Linked DNA regions of Mus musculus: region 1 is linked to region 2. A link is a loop called in an ENCODE intact Hi-C map of the cell type or tissue named here. Cell type or tissue: heart. All regions are shown on one strand. Links, peaks and the distances in the headings refer to the core of each region. The heading gives the core; the rest is flanking DNA.

Region 1 (2,913 bases), core at 296-2,795, 300 kb after region 2:
TCTGGAGGGGTCTGTCAACACAGACTGGCAGCCTCTGTTTCTCTTCTTGCAAGAAAGTCCTTCAGCCTCTTCATGGTGGACAGTCTGCGGGCACATGGGGACATGCACCACTTGTTTAACTTGTGGGTGTGGAGTTCACTGACATAGGGGACGGCCTGCTTAGTTGGCTGCACGGTCTTACAGGTGACCCAGAGGCAGGTTAGAATATCCTAGATGCCATTAGTAGCACCTGCTGGAAGCTCTGACTGAAGGGTTCCGTGTGGAAAGCCTTCACGGGCATCGGGTGAGGCTGCGCTCAGCAGGCTTCTTTGTAGGTGACAGCTGTGTTGTGCCCTCTTTGGCGTGTGGGATATGAAGAGCAGCATGCCCGGAACCCGCAGGGCAGTCTGCATCTCTTCTTGCCACCGCTTAGCCGTTAGCCCCTTTGCTCATTTATTTGAAAGCTGCATCAATGATTTTCCAGGAACTCCTGAGAGCTTTCTAGAAGGAGGAAATATTCTGCCACACTGGTCAACTGCTTTTCTGCAACTACTAAAACTGACATCGGGTATAGGTAGAGAGAAAAAAAACCAAACATGAATATACATTCAATTCTAGGGTTGGTGGGTGGCGGGGTGAGGAAACAAATCCTGGGACAACCTAGTATTTGTATCACCCGCCATGAGATGGTGGCTTGTGGTTACAGACTCTGATTGTAAACTTCAGTGCTGGAAAACATTGTTTCCAAGCAGTACTTACCCGAAGCCTTAATATTATTTATTAAAACACTTTATGAAAGTTTCACCCTCTGTGGTTAAACATGTGTAGAATGCTCTTGGCACGTACTGTTTTGATGGGAGGTGTGGGGATGTGGCCCAGTGGGTCCAGCACGTACTGTTTTGATGGGAGGTCTGGGGATGTGGCCCAGTGGGTCCAGCACGTACTGTTTTGATGGGAGGTCTGGGGATGTGGCTCAGTGGGTCCAGCACGTACTGTTTTGATGGGAGGTCTGGGGATGTGGCCCAGTGGGTCCAGCACGTACTGTTTTGATGGGAGGTCTGGGGATGTGGCCCAGTGGGTCCAGCACGTACTGTTTTGATGGGAGGTCTGGGGATGTGGCTCAGTGGGTCCAGCACGTACTGTCTTGATGGGAGGTCTGGGGATGTGGCTCAGTGGGTCCAGCAGGTCCCTAGCGTGTCAGAGGCCTGAGGTTTGACCTTAGCAGCATATCCACTGGGTGTGGCGCTGTACGCCTGTAATCCCAGTGCTGAGGTGGACGCTGGAGGATCGTAAGTTCGAGGTCATCCTTGGCAACACAGCGTTCAGGGCCATCCTGGGCTATCCTTTCTAAAACAATACAAGGATTTTATTGAGTTCACAGTTACTCAGAACCTGAATGTGGGCCCAATCCAACACACACTGAAAGGTCAGGGTTTGGCTTCTTTTTTGACATTAAGTCAATTTTAAGACATTTCTCGGTTAAGGTTGGACAGTCATTTCATTGGTACCAGACCACATTTGCAGCAAGATTTCACCTTGTGTCTTGGAACAGGCCAAGTTGCTCCTCTGTTAGTGAGCTGTCTGCACATCAGTGCCCTCTTGAGGCCAGGTGTGGTTAGTACAACTTAACTATTAAACAGCTGTCTGAACTTTTCCTGGGGACAGACTAGTATGTACTCACTCAGATGGGGCAATTACCCAAAAGTCCAACCTGGCTAACCAATAAGCTTATTCATGCTACTTACTGGAGTGCCAGTGACCCCCCCAAACAACCACACCTTCAGATAGCCCCTCTCCAGGATGGCCGATGACCTCCCATGGCTGTGCAGATGAAGGTCCTTGACCCACCCCACCACCCCTGAAGCTGTCCTCTCACACTCTCTCTATGCACACTCTCACCTCCAAGGCCAGGAGGCAAGATGCAGCTGGGACATCACTCCACAGAGCTGGGATAGCTTTGTGGCAAGGGACGGATGACTCTCAGGGGAGGGCATTAGTTAGTCAACTCAGTCAGCTGAGGAACTGCCTCCCCCAGACTGACCTGTGAGCCTATCTGGGGTTGCTTCTCGATTGATGATTGATGTGGGAGGGCCCAGCCTACTGTAAGCTGTGCTGTGCTGCCCCTGGGCAGGTGGTCCCAGAAGGATCAAGCCAGTGAACAGCCGTCTACCAGGCGGGTCCTTGCTTTCCCTGATGATGGAATGGACCGTGTAAGAAGAAAGAAACACTTTCCTCCTCTGGGTTGTTTTTGGTCAGTGTTTTATCACAGCAAACTAGGACAGGCAGCATTCAGTGGCACAACAGCCCGAGCGTTAACATGTCTGTGCTATAAGGAAGGAGGTTAGTCAGTGGAGGGGTACTCTGCTCAGTACTCAAAGGGAAGTGGGTCAGTGCCTTTCCACTGGCCGGTGACAGGATGGTTCAGGCGGGACATGAAATAGAAAGCAGGAAATCTAGTCAGCCGAAGGGCCCTGCTTCGAGGCTGTCTTGTTTCACTGAGATAAACCCTGGGTCTGCTGCTCTTACCGCTGACTGCTCCAGCAGAAGTGCCTCACCCCAAATCTGGATTTAAAAAAAAACCCACTCTATGTGCATTGGTGTTTACCCACAAGCATGTTTGTGTGAGGGTATCTGATCCCTTGGAAGTGGAGTTACAGACAGCTGTGAGCTCCGCCTCCCCCCCCCCCCCCCGAATTCTCTGAAAGAGCAGCCAATGCTCTTAACTGCGGAGCCATCTCTCCGGGCCCCCAAATCTGGATATTATTAGTAAGTGATGCAACCTACTGCTGGAGGGGTGAGAGTGCTTGCAGAGGGAGGTACAGGATGGTAGGTAAGGGCATGTCCCACCATGCACTTCTCCATCAGCCTGGTACTATGCATAATCACCTTTATTCCCCTAATAGCTGCCTAATAAAAACTCACATGACACAATAA
Region 2 (2,913 bases), core at 294-2,793:
GAAGTTGTTCTTGGACTCAGTGTTTCATGTTCCCTGGGCGTTGTTCTGTCATGGTTTTGGTTTTGGTTTCTTGGTTTTCTGAACTTAGGGCCTTGCACGTGCTAAGCAATAGCTCTACCTGGGCTATTTCCTCGGTCTCACAATATTTAATTAATCTCCATTTGTGCTCTTAACTGCTGCACCAGCTCGCCAGCTCTCCACTGCTCCTGCCATCATGCTTTTTAAAGCAACACACACAATAGGAAGGATGCAACTTTGTTTTTCTAGATTACTGAGAAAAGTTACAAATTAAGACTTCTTCCAGAAAACAAAAACAAAAACCTTTAACCTGAATGCTGAGATGGCACAGAGCTGGCCCTCACTTGACCCACATTTTGAGAGGTGTCAAGGGGCAGTGTTGCTGTTTGTGTACAGTTTGCTTATAAACCCAGGTGACACCACTAGCAGGTGCTTATTTTATGGGATCCTGTACAATATGTCCCTGACCATCATGATGGTAAATTATGAACTACAAAGCACATTTCTACTGAAACATAGACTCTGTATATCCAGGGAATAACCAGTTTCTAATCTCCAAATTAAAAAGTGATCCTGTTAATGGAGCAAAGGACACAATGGGAGACATTTGCTCAGTGGGATTTACATGTCTTAAAAAATATAAGACTGGACATGGCTGTGTAAAACCCCATAGGCTGGAAGGCTATGAGTTTGTGGCCAGCCTGGACTACATAGGCCACTACATGCACATGTATGTACATATGCACCTGCATGCACACACGTACACACACACACACACACATGTACACGCGCACACATGCGCGCGCGCACACACCCCATTTATTAGCATTTTTCCTTTGAGCTGTTCTATAATTATTGGATTGAACTTATTATAAAATGCTATTCTCTGTTTGCAGCTAAATAAAGATTAGGTCTATTGTATCTGCTCTCAGAGACCAATCAGATTCTCTCTTGGGTCCTGTTTGCATGGGATATCTATTTTCCACCCTTTCACTTCAATCCACTTGTCTTCCACTCTAACGTGAGTCTCTTTAGACAGAAAGGAGTGTGGAGCCATTCTGCCAATCTCTCACTTAAGTGTCGATCTCCTTTGAGGGTGACCAAGACTCCCAGGTTCTCTGTGAACACCACGCATTTAAGAGGCACAAGAAATCACAACTGAAAAGAAATAATCCACTTTCATTTCAAAATTCAGTCACCCACTTGCCATGAGAGCCTGACTTGCTTTCTCCTATTTTTTTTTAATTACGTTTCTATTTATTTAGTTTGCAGTGGGGAAGGGCTTGCCATAGGGCCCCGTGACCAGTCTCTCTCTTCCTACCGTGTGGGCTTCAGGGATGCTGGTTGTGAGGTTCCATTCTGCCAGCCCTTGAACCAGTTCCTTTTTGTGATAAACAGAAAGGCCACCAAAGCAGATGGTGCTGTCACACACAATTTAGACTGAGCCCTCAAGCCGCCCACTGCACAAAGAACACAGCAGGGGCAGTGGTGCTCGGTCGCCTGCAGGGGGCGCTGCTAATTATGCCACAGGCCATTTCTGTGCTCCTCTGACAGCCTGGCTTTCTAGTGTTTCCCTGTTAGCCCTGGACGGGGTGGGATGAGGTATCTGAGTCTGAGTCTGAGTCCGAGTGCTGTGAAGGATGTCTTTCTTGTGAGCAGATGGAGCTCATTTTAACCTGAGAGAACACAAGGACGTCCACTTCTGGAGCATCCCTACCATATCTGAAACCAGGCAACCCGGGGAGGCACTGAGAGAGGATGCAGACCACAGAGACACAAGGGAAGTCCCTGACTACATTTCAGGTTGAGTCATACCACTAGGACATCTTGTCTCGGGGCTTAAGGGAGGAAAAATAGACCTCCACATTACCCGAGCCAATCTTAAATGTCCCATTTTACCCAAAAATCACATTACTGATTCACTATATATTTCTAAATACCATCAAAACACCAGGCTCTGGGAGTCACGAGGTGGCCTCGCCGGATGAAAAAGGCCCTTATCCCAACCTGACACCCACCAGTGTCCCCGTCACCCACAGTGCAAGGAACAGACCCGTCTGCACAAGCTGTGTCTGACCTCTGCCCACCACGCCCACCACGCCCACAATACACAATGGAGCTTAAAAGCTTAACCAGAGGGCTGCTGTATTTTAATATTTTATTTAAAGTTTGCTTTAAATTTCTGTAAAACATTCTTCAATCCATTATTTTAACATTATAAATTCCACTTGAAGTAGCTGAAAAAAACCAGACAGACAGAGCAGGTACCAGGACTGACTACAGCTCAGGAGTCCATCTTACTACAGGAAGGCGAAGCCTCATCACCACCAGGACAACAAGTCTAACTTACCAGGCATGTACACACTTTATTTTACTTTTGGTGAGACTTTTTGGAAAATTACACTTTCAAAGAACCAGCCTTACAAATAGATATTCTTTCCAAAAATAAAGCCCAGTATCTAAGTTGTGAAAAGTCACAGAACTCGTTGAAAGCATGTGGCGTTGACAGCCGCAGGCCACGCTCAAGCCAGGCTCTCACCACAGATGACTCTGACTGACTGGGGAGATGAACCCACGCCCGACGCTCCCTCCAGTGTTGGCCATCGTCTTATTGCTGAATTACTCACAATTCTTTTTCTTTGGCAACATCGCTAGCTCACACCAAGGGCAGGGTCAAGGCTTGGGTTGTCAGCACTGGGAGCACTGTGGCTGCTCCTCTGGGGTCCCAGGACGGCTGGGGTAGACAAGTGCACCACACCTAACACACGACAAAGGGCCTGGCTGCTCACAACCTACACACGAGTGTGGAGTCAGTTACTCAGCGTCACCAGTGATGACCAGTGTCAGCTCCTTCCTTCCCACATCGGTGAGAAAGGAAAAGACAACGTGGGAAAG

Evidence for each region. A loop is a pair of places that touch in the nucleus more often than their neighbours do. Peaks named below come from ENCODE experiments on the same cell type or tissue, not always from the same donor. Only the 100,000 strongest peaks of a DNase experiment are listed, where the experiment ranks them.
Region 1: it touches region 2 in a loop (2.9-fold over the local background); 2 of 42 quality-filtered maps call a loop at or near these places.

What each region holds. Positions count from the first base shown.
Region 1 is chr8:124,738,127-124,741,039 of GRCm38, reverse strand. It overlaps Fam89a (family with sequence similarity 89, member A), which reads left to right. Exons shown (of 2, transcript NM_001081120.2): 2 at 1-783. It also overlaps a transcript of Arv1 not described here. Among named protein-coding and RNA genes, the nearest start is that of Fam89a, 12 kb to the left of the region's middle. In heart, for the core only: a CTCF peak has its summit at 1,580 (motif pointing left); no DNase peak of the experiment used is centred there; H3K27ac peaks cover 399 bases.
Region 2 is chr8:125,033,442-125,036,354 of GRCm38, reverse strand. It overlaps Tsnax (translin-associated factor X), which reads right to left. Exons shown (of 6, transcript NM_016909.3): 6 at 2,147-2,913. Among named protein-coding and RNA genes, the nearest start is that of Disc1, 19 kb to the left of the region's middle. In heart, for the core only: a CTCF peak has its summit at 1,513 (motif pointing right); a DNase peak (open chromatin) is centred at 1,564.